Regions from separate parts of the Mus musculus genome. Here region 2 is linked to region 1. Evidence: chromatin loops called from intact Hi-C (ENCODE). Cell type or tissue: heart. All regions are shown on one strand. Each heading gives the region's core, and the rest is flanking DNA. Links, peaks and the distances in the headings are about the cores only. Region 1 overlaps Thada (thyroid adenoma associated). Region 2 overlaps Thada (thyroid adenoma associated).

Region 1 (9,492 bases), core at 796-8,795:
AGTAGCTCAGACTGGTCTGAAATTTGCAACAGCCCCTTTGTCTCCGTACCCCTAAGTAGTAGGATTAACACACGTGTACCCACACACATGGTTTATGTCATCAAGTTTTCTAAAAGGAACATCCAATACATATTTACTCTTTTATGGCTGAGGGAAACACAAGATAACAAACCACTTCTGAAAAAACTGAAGCCCAATATAATTGTAATCCCAAGTCACAGCCAAGGTAAACAAGCCGTTTCCTCTGAGTCCTGCTTGAGAGAGCTTTTCAAAGTTCTTTCTGTTAGGGTGGAGCCTGTGACTGCTAGGACAGCAGAGCTGCAGCCTGAAGACAGCAAGCGCAGCAGGAGGACCATCCAAGGGGCCTGGACTGCACCCTGTTGTGGCATCCCTAGACAATGTTGTGACATCCCTAGACAATGTTGTGACATCCCTAGACAATGTTGTGACATCCCTAGACAATGTTGTGACATCCCTTCCCAGGACGGGGCTCATTCTGAATCTCACTTGCTTCCTGACCTGGGCAAGATTTCCACCCCACCGGGATCTGGTAACTGCTGCCCTCACACCGGGATCTGGTAACCGCTGCCCTCACACGGGGATCTGGTAACCGCTGCCCTCACACGGGGATCTGGTAACCGCTGCCCTCACACCGGGATCTGGTAACCGCTGCCCTCACACCGGGATCTGGTAACCGCTGCCCTCACACGGGGATCTGGTAACCGCTGCCCTCACACCGGGATCTGGTAAATGCTGCCCTCACACGGGGATCTGGTAAATGCTGCCCTCACACCGGGATCTGGTAAATGCTGCCCTCACACCGGGATCTGGTAACCGCTGCCCTCACACCGGGATCTGGTAAATGCTGCCCTCACACCGGGATCTGGTAACCGCTGCCCTCACACCGGGATCTGGTAACCGCTGCCCTCACACGGGGATCTGGTAACCGCTGCCCTCACACGGGGATCTGGTAACCGCTGCCCTCACACGGGGATCTGGTAACCGCTGCCCTCACACGGGGATCTGGTAACCGCTGCCCTCACACGGGGATCTGGTAACCGCTGCCCTCACACCGGGATCTGGTAACCGCTGCCCTCACACCGGGATCTGGTAACCGCTGCCCTCACACCGGGATCTGGTAACCGCTGCCCTCACACGGGGATCTGGTAACCGCTGCCCTCACACGGGGATCTGGTAACCGCTGCCCTCACACGGGGATCTGGTAACCGCTGCCCTCACACGGGGATCTGGTAACCGCTGCCCTCACACCGGGATCTGGTAACCGCTGCCCTCACACGGGGATCTGGTAACCGCTGCCCTCACACGGGGATCTGGTAACTGCTGCCCTCACACCGGGATCTGGTAACCGCTGCCCTCACACGGGGATCTGGTAACCGCTGCCCTCACACCGGGATCTGGTAACCGCTGCCCTCATACCAGAGGAAAGAACTGGACTGAGAAGGGAAGGCTGAGAAAGGGAGAAGGGAGGACAGGAAGGATTAATGAGCTGATTTCCATAAGACTCCTGACATCCTGGAATGAAAAGCAGCCTGCAAGAGCAAATGCCATGTTCTTTATTCAAACCACATTCCCACCCAGCCATTTATCATGGAAAAGTCCCCAACAACGTTGCTCAACCAGCTCATATAAATAAACCCTGATTAATCTTGTAAAGTATAAACACAAATGTATGACAAAAGTCTGTATGCTTTTAACTTCAGAGTTCAAATTTTAAAATTCACTTGATTATCTGTAGCTCCCATAATTTTTTTTTTTTTTTAAAAGAAACCTTTTGGAACAAAAGGACAGATAAATGGCTCGTGCCCTAAACCCTCGAGCTCACTGGACTGAATGAACTCAAGGATTGAATAAACTACAGGAGGAAAAATGTGTTACTGCCAGAACCGAAACAAACTGTTTGTTGTTTCTTCCTTCCTTTTTTTTTTTTTTTTTTTTTTTTTTGAGACAGGGTTTCTCTGTGTAGCCCTGGCTGTCCTGGAACTCACTCTGTAGACCAGGCTGGCCTCAAACTCAGAAATCTGCCTGCCTCTGCCTCCCAAGTGCTGGGATTAAAGGCTGCACCACTGCCCAGCAACTAAGTTTCTTTTCTTGGCAACAGTAATTTCTCATAGGTTACATTAGAAAGCTACAGAGAGGCCTCAGTAAGTCCAAGGCACATTTATCTTTCATATGTAAATGCCCAGGAATATAAAGGGGCCTCTTCAGCAGTTGACTCTGGAATACTCCCACAGTAACATCTTCATGGCAAAGCAGGGAAGAAAGTCAGAAAGGTTTTGCTCTGATAGGCAACTACCATGACCCTAAATGGGTTCATCTGAGCATTCAGTTGACCTGTGTAGACAAACATTTTCCACAGCAAGAGGCCCTCAGAGACAAGGCAGGCCCAGGACAGGTGATATTTTCATTACCTACATGGAGTTCTACGGTTTCCAACTCAGCCTGTGGCATTCCTCAATAATGTGGGTAATACAGAATGGCTCCTGCAAAGCTCTGGAATATCCTCAGCTTCTGCAGCACGATTTCCTCCCAAACTCTACCCTAGGCTCGAACACACCCTGATTAATACTTGTAAAAACCGTATGTTGGGGAGCAAGAGGAGGCCTGGCATTAGGAGCCACCTACTGAGTGGGAAGTTCACACTTGGATAAGAGAGCTGACTGTAGGAAGCACAACTGTGGCTTTCCTGTGCTCTGGGCAAGGAGGCAGAACCCAGTGAGCTCATGTGACTCAGGGCTGTATTTTCTAGGCTAAGGCTAAAGAAATCAGAGGAAAAAACCTCAGAAGGGGGTGGAGGGATGCTCACAATGACAAGGTTGATTGGACAACAGTGACAGGGACCATGGAGGATGTCTGCCAAGGTAGGAAGACCCTCTCCAGCTGAAGAGTGGCTGTGTAGAACTAAGACTTCTCAGCCACCTCCAGGCACTGAACAAACTGTGCCCGTCAAAGTCTGGCCTGTCCCTCCATCTTCTTTCTCATGCACCAAGAAGGAATGGCCTAAGGACTTCTGGTGCGCCTGAGCAAAAGGGACAGAGACTCTTCCCTATACAAGCTTCAGAGCCACGGCTTAACTCCCGACGAGGGTATGGCTAAAAATGATTTTCAGCAGACAATTCTTGGAGAGCCTCCATTTCCTGACCCCAGAACAACAGCTGGAAGATCTGTAAAGACAAGGCACAAATGCGACCCCAGGCCTCTGTTCTCTGGAAGTGTGTCTTAGGGAGGCTGAAGGCAATGGGCTACACAGAAGGCAAGCAATCTCACACTTAGGGAAACCACTGAGCAGCTTCCATAACCTCAGTGGCACTTTAGACAAAGAGGACCCAACCAGTGAGCACGCCCACAGTTAAGTATGGCCTGAGACAGTCACTACACACCCTATCACCACACCCGCCGTGGTGGACAGCCACCAGTGGCTCGCCACACTTTCAGTGTGACCTGCCCAGTTTCCTCTACCTCATGGAGGGTTATGGCATCATTTCACAGGGCTGTCTTAAGTACTACTGGCCTCTTCTTTCTCTCCCCCCCAACCCCCCAGACAGGTTTCTCTGTATAAGAAAGCCCTGGCTGTCCTGGAATCACTTTGCAGGCTAGGCTAGCTTCAAATTTATAGAGATCCGCCTGCCTGTCTCTTGAGTGTTGTGATTAAAGGCACGCACCACTGCCCACAACTGGCCTCTTCTTAACTACCTTTGCTAAAGTTAACTCCTACAGGAGCCTTGAAGAGACACTGTTCTACCAATATCTGGGGATCCAAAGATTTTGCACACAGTGTTAAGAGTTTTCTCTACACATGATAAAATGGAAGGTTGTTTTTACTCTTCACATCACTTTATATTCTAAGTTCCAGAACAAGCACATGTAAGACTGGCAAAACAGAAAGAAAAAAAAAAGAAAGAAAGAAAAAAAAGAAAAAGAAAGAAAGAAATAAAGAAAAGAAAAAAATGAAAAAAAAATAAAAAAGGTCCCCTCCACTTTTGCTGACATAAGCCGACTACCCATCGAATCCTGGCAAACTTCAGTTCCCTCTTCCATGCATGTTCTACCTTCTCTTCAGTGCCTTCAAGCACCCAAGGGTTTGTACAATGCAGACCAGCTAACAGTGTTGGGGTCTTGGCGAGGGTAAGCAACATCTGACTATTGAAATATATTAAACTCCTAGCACCAACGCTTAGCAATTTTAGAAAAATTGTCAAGAAATACTTTTTCACCACAATGCAAAGGTCTAAAATACTCCAAAAAGTCTGGAAACGACTGAAACCTCCTCACAACTTGAAAGAGCAACCCTCTAACACCACTCACCCAGTGCTGTCTCCTCATTCACGTGGGCTTTTACATACCTCATGGCCAGCCAGAGTTTGGCTTTGGTACAAGCAGTGACATCACTCAGCTCTTGCAGGAAATCTGCATTTGTTCTGTGTCTGCAGTCTGTAATGTAGGCTTGTAACAGATGAAAAACCTGAACCAGAAAAGAGGAAAAACAATACTTGGCTGTGAAAATGAGATTTCTTCAAAATGGTTCCTCAAAGGAAACGAACTCTGTCTCCACAAGAAAACAGGCTGGGGGGCTGGGGGCAGCCCAGGGTTGGGCCACACAAACCCATGCTCTGGGTCACTCCCACAATTCCCTAGACCAAGGATCACCGTGACCACATAATCATCAGCCTCGAGAGCTTCTTAGGTAGAAACAAGAAGTGGAATTACCTTTATGTCAGCAATCTTACAAGAAACTACACTCCAAGTCTGCACAGGAAGGAACTATGAGTCTGTGTGGCTTAGACATATACTTGGGTTCATAAGGCAGTGTGGGCCAATGAGATAGGAACAGCACAACACACCTGTGTAGAAGCAGGCAGTACTGTCTGTAAACAAATCTCTGAAACTTTTCCTTAGCAGTCAGAAGGGACAGCAGTCAGATGTGGCATACACTTGACACTTACATGACAGTTATATACCAGGAATTAAAAGCAGAAAGATCAGAGCCTGATGTCTCTCAAGTGTTTATATGTATGATGGTGGCACTGTTTGGCCACACAATCTAGACCACTGTGCCCCTGTGAGGAGCACAGATCTTTGGGGAACAATGAATGAGACAGAGGGTTCTCTGGCCTGAAAGCCTCAATGGCACACAATTCCTTTGTTTGGTTGGTCACCTACATAAGCATATAAGGATGAAGGAAACAAAGTGCCAATAAACACATAAGAAATTTAAAATGTTTTCCCTTTTCTTTTCTGTTGTATCCTCTGCCAGCAGGGCTGGCACACAAGCTGCCACATGTGGCTTTATGTGGGCTCTTGGGATAAGTGCAAGTACTTTACTTATGGTACCACCTCCCAGGCTGTGCCTCAGTCTTAAGTGATAATAATAGCAAATATTTTTACATTGCCAAGTGAAAAAAGCAAGCTATAAGGGCCTCTTGCTGTTTGTCTACACAGGTCAACTGAATGCTCAGATGAACCCATTTAGGGTCATGGTAGTCACCTGTCAGAGCAAATTCTTTCAGACCTTCTTCCCTGCTTTGCCATGAAGATGTTACTGTGGGAGTATTCCAGAGTCAACTGCTGAAGAGGCCCCTTTATATTCTTGGGCATTTACACATGTGCCTTGGGACTACAGCTGGAGTCACAGGTCAAGATTCTCTCCCTGCTCTGCCCTTTTTTAGATAAGAACTCAAGTAGCCCAGGGTGGTCTCAAACTCCCAATGTAGCTAAGGATGGCCTTGAACCAGTTGATCCTCCTGCCTCCTGAATACTGGAATTACAGGTGTATGTCACCATGCCTAGTCTACTGTTTCTTGGAAGGGTGAGTCTATGGGAGTGTGGGCCCAGCCCCTGTATGCACACTGAAGCGCTTTCTCTAACAAAGGACCTGCTCTTTCAGGAGCACAGATCAGATGCTGCTGCCTCACCACAGCCTGCAGGGACCAAACCACCCGGCATAGAGCCTGGAGAACTGGGCTGGCCGGGGCTTCTGTTCCTATGCGGTGACTGCCAGAGGGAAAAATACCTCCCTTGGTCTCAATCCCCACTGTCCCAAAAGAGCTGGCAAAGTCACTAGGCCTTGCTTTCTTTTCTCCACAGCTGCACTAAACCAACCACCAGGGCTTTCATGTGTCACAGCGCTGTAATTAATCAGCAGACACCAGCAAAACACACGGCTGTGGAATTTACTTGTCAAGAGAGCTGTGAGGTTTCAAATGCTTCTCATTTAGAAGCAATCACTTTAGAAATAACCCCCTGTGGATGTTTAAGCCCTGGCCTGGATTTGCTCACCTTGCTTGGCAAAAACAAGACTGTTTTTGAAATGCTTGGTAGTTCTGGCTTATGAATGTCAGCCTACAGGCCCATCAATTCTGTCACCCTGGGCACACACCAGACAACAACTGCAATCCCAGTAACTCACCAAGGACAGAGAGTGATATGTCTGTACCTGACCAATGTACACAGAGGGGCATGTAGGCAAACCTGGTAGACATAAGCAAGTATAAGAGGCAGTGCAGTACAAACCGAGCCGAGCACTTGTTAGAGAAGCAGAGGAGAACAGAGCAGGGAAGGAAAGGAGACAAAGCAGATGGAGAGGCTTGCAAACAAACATGAAATAGATTAGTATTTCTGAGAAATATTAATGAAAAGATTTGAATGCACAACCATCCTCACATGACATTTGAAGGACTCAAGACAAATGAGATAATCATTGAGTGTGACGCTCAGGGAGGTCTGGATGGAAAGAGCCACTTGTCTCTCGGTTCTTGGGTTGGCAGACACAAGGCCACTTTTCTCTCCTTCCGCATTTGCCTACAGTGCTGGTACTGAGTGTGGTTAAACCCAGGCCTGGGATGACTTGCAAACAGTAATCATAGAGAAGTTTGAGCTGCCAGGCCAGTGAAGGAGCAGGACTCATCAGACACACCAAAGTGCTGACAAGCATACTGCCAGTTTAGGGGCCCAAGTGTACAACAGCATTCAAATATCCAGTCCACAAATACTTATTAAGCAAGTGTTATTACCAGATAGTGCCCTGGTAACTGCAGCAGAGACCAAGCAGCAGGGCTGCTCCCTCCCTCCTGCCTCTTTCTCCTGCTCCCCCAGTTTGGGTTCTAGTCATGAGGATTAGAGATGTGAGAACCCAGCAGCCTCCCTGATGCTGCATGCCACTGACATCACCTGCCTGGCTTCCCATGATCTGCTGTTTGTGAGTCCAGTACATGGTAGGAGCTCAGCAGCACTGAGTGGACCGACCATATGCTGGGGTTTAGTGTCTCTACTGACAGGAGCTGTCTCAGGATACAGTCCCGCCTGGAGCCTGTACACTTAGGTAGGTACCACCTTTGTGTTCAGGGCTGACACGTGGCTGGAAGATACCTTTCTCCTCTATTCCCTTGACTCCTGATGTGATGGAGACTGCAAGGTTAGACAAATAGTAAGACTCCAATCACATGGTACACACTCTGAGGGCAAACATGGTTGTAAACCAAGGGACTACCTATGTATATCTTTAGATCAACCAAGTTAACCTCTGTTTCCTCATGTTAAATAGAGTAAGACAGTAGTCTCCTCCGTCTTTTCAATTATTATTCTAGTGTGTGTGTGATGGCACATGTGTAGAGGTCAAGGAACATATTTTGGGGATCAGTTCTAGTGATGGAACTTAAATTGTTAAACTCGCATGACAAGTACTTTTTCCTGGCTTGGCTGAATCATATTGTCAGCTCAGTGGCCCTCTCTGTAGGACACATTCCAAGGCACTGGTGGGTACCTGAAACCTTGGTTAATATAAACCTTACGTAAGTGTATTTTTCCTCTATACATATACACATCTATAAAAAGTTTAACTTTCAAACTAATCACAACAAAAGCGAAATAAAACAGAAAACAACAATATACTATAATAAAAATTACTTAAATTTATTTACTTCAATTTTGGAACTCCCCCCCCCCTTTTTTTTGGATTTTTGAGACAGGGTTTCTCTGGGACTTACTCTATAGGCCAGGCTGGCCTCAAACTCAGAGATGTCCCTGCCTCTGCCTCCACAGGGCTGAATTTAAAGGCAAGTGCCAGCACAACCAGTTTGAACTTTAATATCTTTAGACTGCAACTGACAGTGATTGAGCCTTCAGGAGGAGCTAATGGGAACAGAGAGATCTCTGCAATCTGTGACTAGAGAGATATATAATGTTTATTACATACACACACACACACACACACACACATATGGACACATGTGCACTCACATATCTACATACAATTAAAAAAAAATCTTTAAAAGGTGTTTACTATTCAATGGTGGTTGGCTAATTTTAACAATGAACCACACTAATAAAAACACTAATAGTAGGAGAAAGTTAGGGGAGAGGAAAGGAATATACATGGGAATCTTTGTACTACCAACACAATATTTTCATAAATCTACCATTGTCTTAAAGTAGATCCTAATTTAAAAAATGTACTGGGACTGGTCAGAGATCAGCATGGTGTGTGGGTCAGGATGAGGAAGACCTCACTGGCAATGTGATGGAATTGATCCTGTCATGTGGCCAGCAGAGCCCTCTTCAAAGGAAAGACTGCGGGGATGGGAGCTGTAACTTGCAGGGAGATATCAAGGGCTGCTTCAGATAAGACAGGGGGTCCAGGATCATGCCAGAAGTCCAGTTAAGAGGTGATGTGTTGAACCAGGGGCTAAAGACTATTAGCACGTGGGCTATGAGTGCTTCTGTAAAAACATTTAGAAGCTGGGGGGCATCATATCAGCATCATCCCTATTTTCAACTTCTTTTGAAACTCAGAAGGTCCACTTGTAGTGGACCTAACAAGTCACAAGTGACCCATTCATAGCTGAATGGGAGGAGCTACTTACTGCTCACTACTGCTAAGGGCATATTAATGCCATTTGTCACTGCTCATTTTTCTCAACTTTGGGACATCAAAACCAAAATGAAATATTTACAAAGTACAAGAATGTATGAAAGGTGTGACATCAAAGGGTAGGCAGAGAGGGCATGAGTGTGAGTGACTCCTCTAGGTTTCTGACCAGGACACACTCTGATCTTGTGGTACCCTCTAAGAACCACAGCTGAACTCTAGTGTGGTGAGTAGAGAGGAACACTTACGTGGGAAAGCCCTTCTTGGGCTGCCAAGTAGGGTGACAGCTGGAAAAAAGAAGTTGGACATCAAAAAGATATTGTTAACTTGGGAAGCTGGGCTACCTTAGGATCATGATCAGAAGGGCAGCCCCAGCCGTCTGAGAGTGGTGGGCGGGGACTGCATCAGTCTGGATTCTCATCTCATTTACTGAGATGTGGGGTAGGGAGCATCTATGTGATGGTTTCTTTAGTCAGTCATTTACTGCACAAAACAGCAAATCTTTTGAGACCGAGACAGCGCTCTGTGTATCTATTAACCTTAGAGCAGAGGATAGTTTGCCTCTAGGCACAGCAGATCCCTAAAGTGGACTCAGCAAGGAAAGAAAAGAG
Region 2 (9,492 bases), core at 606-8,605, 85 kb after region 1:
AAGTGGAAATTTCACTGACAGGAAAAGGAGAATACTGCTCACAGTGCACACAGGACAACTGACAGACTGTGTCAGAGGAACAGAAACAAGATTTGAAAAACACTGGCTGAGCCTATGGGGCCCATGGGGCAGCACCAAGGAGACCACCATTAACACCATCAGCTTCTAACGAAAAGGGAGAAAGGGGCAAGGATAGGGACCAAGGGAAACTTATGCAAAATCCTTAAGTCTGAATAGAAGTGAATATCAGCATAGAAGAAGCTCAGCAGACTCTAGGGACGGAGAAGCAGCAAGCTACACCCTACGCATGCTCTCATCAACATGAAGAGAGCAGACGCCGTGAAAGGGAAGCAGGCCTTCACCCCACAGGAGCCTGAGGCAGAGCCAACAGACTTCTCAGCAGATATTCTGGAAGTCAGAGTGGTAGCTGAAACAAAACCATCAACCAAGAACCCTGATGTGTAGAACTATGACTTAAAAGACGCCCTCTTCTGGTGTATCTGAAGACAGTTACAGTGTACTCATATACTTAAATAAGTAAGTAATTCTTTAAAAAAAGGAAAAAAAAAATAAGGAGACCTTGAGGTGATGACACTTTCCAGGACTTGCACCACACATGGGGACAAAGAAGAACCCTGACTTCACAACCAGAGTACATTTCAAGATACTGTCACCAAAAAAGGGAGGGAAAAATCAGAATATTCTAAGAACAAAACAAACAAAACAAAACAAAAGCAAGCTTCTTATCCTGACAACCCATTGTGCAGGGATTGATGAAAGGTGCCCTCACTTGCTTCTGAGCAGCACAGTAGAGCTGGTACTGGTTGTGGGGATTGCAGGTGAGCTGGCCCAAGGCTGTGAGCATTGGGAGGGCTGGCACTGACACCTGTCTTCCATGCAGTAGTATGGGTGAGGGCGAGAAGCCCTCCTTACCAACCCCCTCATCCCTTGCCACCTACGGCAGGTGGGAGAGCTGCCAGCCCCACATCTACAACAGCATGAGGAAGAGAAGGCCCTCATTGCACCTTACCTCGGTAGCACAATAGAGCTGGCTCTGCTGGTTTGGGAATGGGTGAAATGGCCAGAGGGCATGAGAGTGGTAGACCTGGCTCTGTGTCCTTTGCAGACTGAGGCACTGGGTGAGCTAGCCAGGGCAATGCTGAAGTGTGGAGAGCATTTTGGGGTGCCACCTGGCAGGAATCTGACTTTGGCCAATGACAAGGAAATGGGCTTCAGGCAGTCATCTGACATTGGCCAAGGACAAGGAAGTAAGAATCTAAGTTTAAGGTAGAACAAAGAAGTAGGCTCAGATATTTTGATCATCCTTTGAAACAGCTATCAGCGGAGTGATCATGGGGCTTTGTGTTTATCGTCTTGCCTGTTCCTTGACTATTGTCTTGCTTGATTCCTCATTGTACTACTCATTGTAATACTTGCATGTAATTAAAATGGTATAAAAAGTGGATTGGGAAAGTCTCAGAATGGACTAAGGCGTTGCTATAATGTCCTCTGTCTTTTTTCTTTTTAATCCTCATTCCCAAGCTGGAGAACCGGTAGCCCGACTGAGCTGGCAGGGCCAGGTCCAGGGTGGAGGGCAGGTGCAAGAGGACAGGAAGGTGAGTGGGATTGGGATGCAGGATGTGGCAATCACAAAGAGCCAGTAAAAAGTTAAATATATAAAAACAGATGACAGAAGCAGTTGGAGAATGGGGAAAGAAGAAATGAAAAGGCATCAAAAAAGACCTAAGTCACATCAAGAAATGCATGCCAGGCAGAAAGCTGCATTGGCAGCTAAGAAAGCGAGCACTATTGAACTTTATGACCTCACTTTTCTTAAAAAAATAACCAAAAACTTTGTTTTTGCATTTTAGTTTTCTTCACTTTGGAATGAGATTTGTAACAAGTACAAAATTTTGGTTCCTTTCATAATCTTTTAAAATTTATACCTTTTTTTGAGATTGTAACTCACTGTCAGACTAGCTTCACACTCACTGAGATCCTCCTGCCTCTGCCTCTCAAGTGCTGGGATGTACCTCAGCTGGTTCACTTCCCGCACTGACTAAGCTTGGGTGGAAGTGCTATTTTCCAGCACTTGGGAAGTAGAGCCAGGAGGGTCAGAGATTCCAATCCTCCTGGGCGACACGGTGACCTTGTCTCTTTTTAAAAAAGCAGTGTTAGGGGCTGAAATTGTTTGGATTATAAAAGAGAAATCATAAAAAGCCTACAGACAACCAAGGAATGCTGAGAGTAAAAGAAAGAGGCTTCTATCAATCACTCAGCTGTGCACTAACAAATGGTAGAGATGGTAAAACCTGTTGTGTGCATGCTATCATGGCAGCACGAATTACCACACTAAAACAAAGCACAGCTGTTCTGCTGAAAGGAGGGGTGTGAAGGCGGTCCTCAGCCTGGCCTCCTTTTGCTCCTAAGAGAAGGCCTTGCAACTTGTTTCCCCCCAAACTTCTAACTTTCACACACATTAGATCAGAATGAGGCCAGGAGCATGCGTTTGCTCTTAATCAGGCTCGGTGCTTCATTTCCCCCAGGACACTTGAAAAAAAGTCTGGGGATTCAAAGACCAAGATTTATTTACAAACAAAGCAAGGAAACAAACAAACAAACACACTGGGTAAATGCTACTCTACTTCGATGTTGTCCATACCTAGTGGGATGTGATGTCTGCGGAGTTAGTTCCCAACTACTAAGTGAAAGGGAACTCCGAGTATTCAGTATACAGTATGAGTCTCCTCTCCACAGAATTAACCAAGTTCCTGCTTAGTGCTGTCTATCTCAGTCCAGAGAATTCAGTCTCCCCACACAACACCTGTCGGTAAGCTCTCAAAACATAGGATAATGTTCCACAGATTAGCTAGATCCCAGACTAAAGGGAAAAGCCAGTGTTTGGCAGACTTGCAGAAAGAACATTGTTGGGCATCTAAGCCACTTGTTTTTTGAATAGCCAGAAAAATAGTCTGGAATAAGTATAGCTCATTGTTGTTATTATTATTATTTATGGGAAAAAACAAAACCCCCGAAAACATTTAACCCCTGGCTCCTGCAACTGGCAGCGGGAAGTAGAGCAGTTTCTGTTGAAATGCTAATAACATGTATTAAATTAGACATTCTCAGGTCAGAGTCTTGGGTTTGCTCTTCTCATGAAAGTTGAGTTTTGAAAGTGCTCTGAAATCAGGCTGCCACCTCTGTGGATCCTAGAAAACCATCTTGGCCCCAAAGCAGCCTGCCTGCCCATTGAGATCCTGCAGAGCCTGGCTTTGGACATTCTTTATCTGACTGGAGCCATTCTGTTCCCATTTCCTTCCGTGTCTGTTTTCCCAAATAACCAGGCCCAAGTCCCTCAAAGGCCGGGCAGTGCTTTCTCTTCAGCTCCCTATCACAGCGCCCAGAGAGGGACAGGTAAACCGTGCAGTTCCTACAATTTTTTAAATAAAAGAATAAATCAGGTTTCTTTTCTCTTCCCCTAATTTTCTATTAACTACAACTATTATTTGCCCATTTTTAAAAAGGTAAGAAATACATAGCAAAACATCCAATCTTGCTTATCATAGAGATCCTATACACACTTGTACAAACTGTACATATACTGTCTTCCGGTGTTCTGAAGGAATGACAAACACAAACCAGTTAACCAATGCTGTTTGCAAACTGATGTTTTCAATCAATGTTTAGATGCTTTTGACTCAAAAGCTGAATGAAAAAAATATTTTCTTCCTTGTCCTTACTTAAAACACACATTTTTAAAAATAAAAATACATTTTTTAATCTTCAATTTTGGTTAATAATTTTAGCCAAATATGGAAAATGGGAATAAAATTATATATCCCTGGAATTTTAAAGATATTGTTCTATTATTTTCTTTTCAATTAAAATAATTATTCCCATGTGTTCTATCTGTCCGTATGTCTGTGTACTATATGCATGGCTGATGCCCACGTTGACCAGAAAGTGGCCTGGGATCCTAAAGAAGCAGAGTTATGTGGTTGTGAGCCACCACGTGGGTGCTGGGAGCCAAGCTTGGGTCCACTGCAAGAACAAGTACCCCTCACAGCTGAGTCATTCCCTCCCTACCCCACTCCACTCACTTCTACGGCTGCTGCTGTGCAATGCTTCCTTCCCAGTATGTAAACTGTTGGTGGTTTCCTCGCTGGCGACCATCATCAACTCTAAATATCAGGGCCTTGGTGTGTGTGCACTGCCTTTCCCGTACTGTGTTAGGACGCATATTCCAAAGGTTCTAGATTTTCTTGTGCTGTATCTATCATAATTTCTTGTCATTTCATTCTCCTTTCTGAATTCTTAATCCAGATGTCGAATCAACTGGAATAATGACTTCATTTTTTGCTCCCCCACCTTTCTATTTTAACCTCTCGGAATTCTCTCCCTCTGCCTTTGTCACCATATTAAACGTTTGCATGCATGAAATGTTGTGAAATCTCCTTCCCTTTCTGATGTTCACACTGCTGCTTTAAGACTCTCACTCTCGAGAGGCATGCATGGTGGCACCTACCTTAATCCTAGCACTCAGGAGGCCAAGGCAAGAAAATCATGACTTCTGGTCATTCTGGCTCAACAAAGATGGGAGGAAAGACTCAAAGGAAAAAAATCATCTTGCTCTGTTGCCTTTTGGTCCCTGACCTCTATGTATATTTCCAATGAATTACTTTCTTGATTTATTCTTTTCTCCTATCATTGTTAATTTTAACTGAAAGTATTGTCAGTATTATTATAGGACTTATTTCCTCCTAACTTATCTACATGGAGGTACCCTGTCCATCCCCCAACTCCCTCTTCACAGTCCAAAGCAGACAAAGTAATTGTCGGTTAGAAACAGAAACACTAAATGCTATAGAGTAGCAAGTATAAGCCAGAAAGCAGGTTAGCAACCACCAAAGGACCCACATGAAGACCACCTGAATAAGCAGCATGGTGTAAGGTTATTTATTAAAAGTTATATTTTATTCTAGTCTACACTTGTCTACATAAATTATCTGCTATGTAACTCTAAAGAACACCTATTCTAAGTACAAATTTAAGTGTTATTTTTTTTCATCCCCCAGCCCAAACTGGCCATGATTTCAAAGAAATGGAGGACTAAGAGGAGGGAGGCAAGAAGCCCGTGCAGAGACCCAGTGCTCGCATACTGTGCCTTGTGGTCCCAATGGCCATGCTGACGTCATGACTTGTTACTGAGCATCACTGGCACTCACTGTCATCTGGTAGTGCAGCTGCATGCATGTCAAAAGTACTGTGCACAGCCACTTACTCTTCCACAGAGACTCAGGACGCTCGGAGGTCAGTGAGTCATTATACCCAACCTTACAAAGCCACTGCCTGCTAAATATCCTAAGTCTAGAAATATTCCAATTATTAAAAAACATTCAAAACTCACAAATATGAAGCAAAACATCCATCCTCATTAAATAATTATATTTCATAAAAAAACGCTATGAGGGGCTGGAGGGATGGCTCAGCGGTTAAGAGCACAGACTGCTCTTCCAGAGGTCCTGAGTTCAATTTCCGGCAACCACATGGTGGCTCACAACCATCTGTAACAAGATCTGGCGCCCTCTTCTGGAGTGTCTGAAGACAGCTACAGTGTACTTACATATAATAAATAAATCTTTTAAAAAAAAGAAAAGAAAAGAAAAGAAAACGCTATGAGCTCAGGAAAATCTAATAACATGCCATGAAACTAAGGCAGCTCAAGCATTATATCTGTCTATATTATATATCTGTCTGTCTATATTATATATCTGTCTATATTAAGCCTATTCTAGTGGCAATTTTTATAAGTAATGTGAAAATTTTATTTTAGAAAAGGCTGCTACTAGCCAAGGAATAAAAATCTGAAACCGTGTTCCCTACTTTTCATCTGTATTGGGACAGTAATGGAGAAGGCATCTGTGGAAAGGGAGAAAAGCCTGAGAGAAGGCCAGCGTGCAGAAGTAAGCTCCCACTGCAGCAGCAGCAGCAGCCAGCATGCAGGAGTAAGCGACCACTGCAGCAGGACTGGAGCCATCTGCCCAGCCTTGCCAGGCGCCCACCCATCTGGTTTTCTTAAGATGGACGAGTCACGGCTGCTCAGTGGAGCTTCTGTGAGAACAGAGAGAACACATCCACAAATCTAACTTTGTTCTTCTCCACAGATTATAAACCAGTGCTCTTTGGCCTTGGATCCCGCGCCTAGGCCTCTTCCCCTGCCTCCCTACTTTGAAGAGAAGATGAAAGGAAGAAAACAGATAGTAATATAAATTATCATGAAGGCCAATGTACCAGGGTCCAGCAGTTCAGAGAACACAACTCACTTGTTTTTACAGTATAGATAGCTTTTCAAAATACATAACATACAGAACCAGAAAAAATGATTAAAATGTGAATTTGTCATAAAATTTTATATAGCACTGTGAAAAAATTAACACCTATAATTTTCAGGGATCAAACACTAAATTGTTTTACTCAACACTGAACATATTAAGTGCCAAAGGGGAAAAAAAAGAGGAAGCTACCAAATGAGATATAGTTGACACTTATAGAACTACAGATACATACATACATACATACATACATACATACATACATGCACACATACATACATATCAACACACACACACAGAGACACACACAGAAAGACACAGAGACACAGACACAAATATACAGAGAGACAGCATAGACACAGACACACAGTGACACAGACAGACACACAGAGACACAAACAGACATAGAAAGTCACACAGACCCAGTGACTAAAGGAGACAACCATGGTACTGCATGCATTCAATGCTGCTTGTACACTGGTATACCTGTGCATTCCTTTTGATGAGTCCATTCTAATAGTAAATCCACACTTCGATTCCTGAACAAGCATATAAAAAGGTGCAAATACTACAATACATATTTACTTCATCCTTGGAAAAGAAAACCATTCTTACATCATTTTATAATCACAATGGGCTGACCACCAGCTGACTTTACCCCGAAACAATTTAATGTATCACTCTTAAAAGTTTTCGAAAAGAGCCGGGCGTGGTGGCGCACGCCTTTAATCCCAGCAGTCGGGAGGCAGAGGCAGGCGGATTTCTGAGTTTGAGGCCAGCCTGGGCTACAAAGTGAGTTCCAGGACAGCCAGGGCTGCACAGAGAAACCCTGTCTCAAAAAACAAACAAACAAACAAACCAAAAAAAAAAAAAAATATGACTCCTAATGAGGTTATGGTTTCTTTTCCTTTTTCCTTTATTCCCCGAAATTGTGAGCAAAACCAAAACAATATGCCCAAATACTGAATGGTGGTTTCAGTTCTGCTATTCATCAGATATGTGATGTAGTTAAGCCACTCAACTTCTGAATCTAGTTTCCCATTCTATTTAACAGGAATAACCATTCATCTACCCAACCTTTCTAGTTAACACTGGGGTCAAACAAGGTAACACATCAGAAAGGACAGATAAACAGACAGGTGCTCATGCACACATAAACACACACACACACACACACACACACACACACACACACACACACACACACGCACACACACATGCACACACACGCACGCACACACACACACGCACACACACGCGCACACACACATGCACACACGAACGCACGCAAGACAAAGATAAAATGTTTAAAAAATTAAATAGCTAACAGTTTTTAAACTCAGGTATGTTTCTATGATGAAATATCCTTCACTTCATGAAACTACCCTAACCAAGTAGTTTAGTAAGTCCTTCTTTAGCTAAATGAAAAGTTCTACTGTAAAAAAAAAACTTATTTACACTGACTCTTAATAAAAAAAAACAAACAAACTGCTGGTATATGAAATCCCAAATCCTGACTTCCAAAAGTCTATACTGTTCTAAGCAGCAAAACCACTCAGGTAAACACACTGATCTCCCAGTTGCAGCTTTGAGTTCCAATCCAGTTACAGTGTGTCTCCATTCAGTTGCCAAAATGATCATCTAAAGCAAACCTGATCCTCTTAAGTCCACACTTTCAAACACTTGCCTTGCTCCTATGCCCTCAAGCTTGGCTGGCAAGGTCCCCCACTCATCCTAAGCTGCTCTATTTCATTTGGCATATTTTTATCCCACACTCTGCAAAGGTGTGACTCCTATTCTTTCCCTACCAGTTCAGATGAGGGCACACACGTCCAGTGCCCTCACCGCAACACTTACAGGCTTGCTTGAAGACCCTCATTTATACATCAAACTTCTGAGCTGAACCAGGCACAACGACGAAGGGGACAACTTCCCACCTTCCAGGAGCTGATGGTCCACTAAGAGAAACCCGAGCAGACACTGAACGCAGACTAATAAGAAGGCTAGTGCTGTGGTGCACACTTGAGTTGAGAGTAAGTTAAAGAGGCAAGAAGATCAAGGCTTCCAGGCCAGCCTGGACGACAAGAGAACCTGTCTCGAAAAACAAAGTCAAATATCTTATGATTGCTTATCATGGCTTCCTATGAGCCTCCAACTAAACCTAGCTCCAAGAAGGGGAAAAAAAACTGAAACAAAAAACTAATGAATGAACATCTATAGCAGTGTCATAGGTGCTCTGTAAGTATGAAAGACTGCTCGCTGTGTGCACAAGGCTACAATGGTTTATAAAATCCTTCCCAGACGGGTGTAAATAGTCTTTCTGAAGCCTACAGCAGGCTGTGCCAGTCACAGTAGGCCATTCACTAGTCAGACCTGGCTTTGCGTTTGGCATAAGCAGTCACTTTACGAGTAATTTTCAGATCAGATGAGTTAAACACTGCTGTCTTCAAAGTTCCGACTTGGCAAAATACACATCTTCCTCAAACTCGTAAGACCAAACGAAAGGAAAGGCAGCTCCTGCTGCGGGATGGCGGCTCTGTGCTGTCCGTCAAGTGCTAGCCCTGGACAAGTCAGTGACGACCATGAGCAGCAGCCCTGCCAGCAGGAATCACTGTCAAGACAGAACCCGACCTACGGCATCACCTGCCGAAGAAAACTAGAGTGGAGAAAGCAAACACCTCATGAATATTCACTTGCCCTTGGTCCAAGAAAAGTAAGTTTGCCTTTAATTAAAAATAAAAATAACCCAGAAAGCTGAAATAAGATCTGAGGAGTAGTGGCCATGGGTCAGCCCGTCAGCATAAGAAAGAGTTGGCAGTGCCCAGGGGAAAGTGCTCCAGTGTGTGACTGTGACACCATTCTGCTCTTGTAAAGATTTGGAAATTAGATTCTGTCCTGGACAGAATTAGGTCTAGCTTCTCCACTACTGTGCTGACAAGCCAAAAAGTACCCCTGGTACAAGGGTGCCCAGTGGTTCCAAAGCCCTGGCCTGAGCCACAGAGAGCAGAGTCAACAGCTGACAGACAAGCACCACAATGTAAATGCTCCAGAGGACATTGCTACACACAAATAATTCTACCTCTGCTTCCCAGGAGTTTTAAATCAGACTTACAAAACAACGCATAAAGGAGCAGAAAAACAAAAGCAAAAGAAAAAACTG

The links. A loop is a pair of places that touch in the nucleus more often than their neighbours do. Peaks named below come from ENCODE experiments on the same cell type or tissue, not always from the same donor. Only the 100,000 strongest peaks of a DNase experiment are listed, where the experiment ranks them.
Region 2: it touches region 1 in a loop (1.9-fold over the local background); 5 of 42 quality-filtered maps call a loop at or near these places.

What each region holds. Positions count from the first base shown.
Region 1 is chr17:84,268,345-84,277,836 of GRCm38, forward strand. It overlaps Thada (thyroid adenoma associated), which reads right to left. Exons shown (of 38, transcript NM_183021.3): 30 at 4,362-4,480. Among named protein-coding and RNA genes, the nearest start is that of Gm24492, 15 kb to the right of the region's middle. In heart, for the core only: no CTCF peak of the experiment used is centred there; DNase peaks (open chromatin) are centred at 4,417, 6,027 and 6,867; H3K27ac peaks cover 4,408 bases.
Region 2 is chr17:84,353,882-84,363,373 of GRCm38, forward strand. The region is part of intron 26 of Thada (thyroid adenoma associated); the gene reads right to left. Among named protein-coding and RNA genes, the nearest start is that of Gm24722, 33 kb to the right of the region's middle. In heart, for the core only: a CTCF peak has its summit at 5,550 (motif pointing left); no DNase peak of the experiment used is centred there.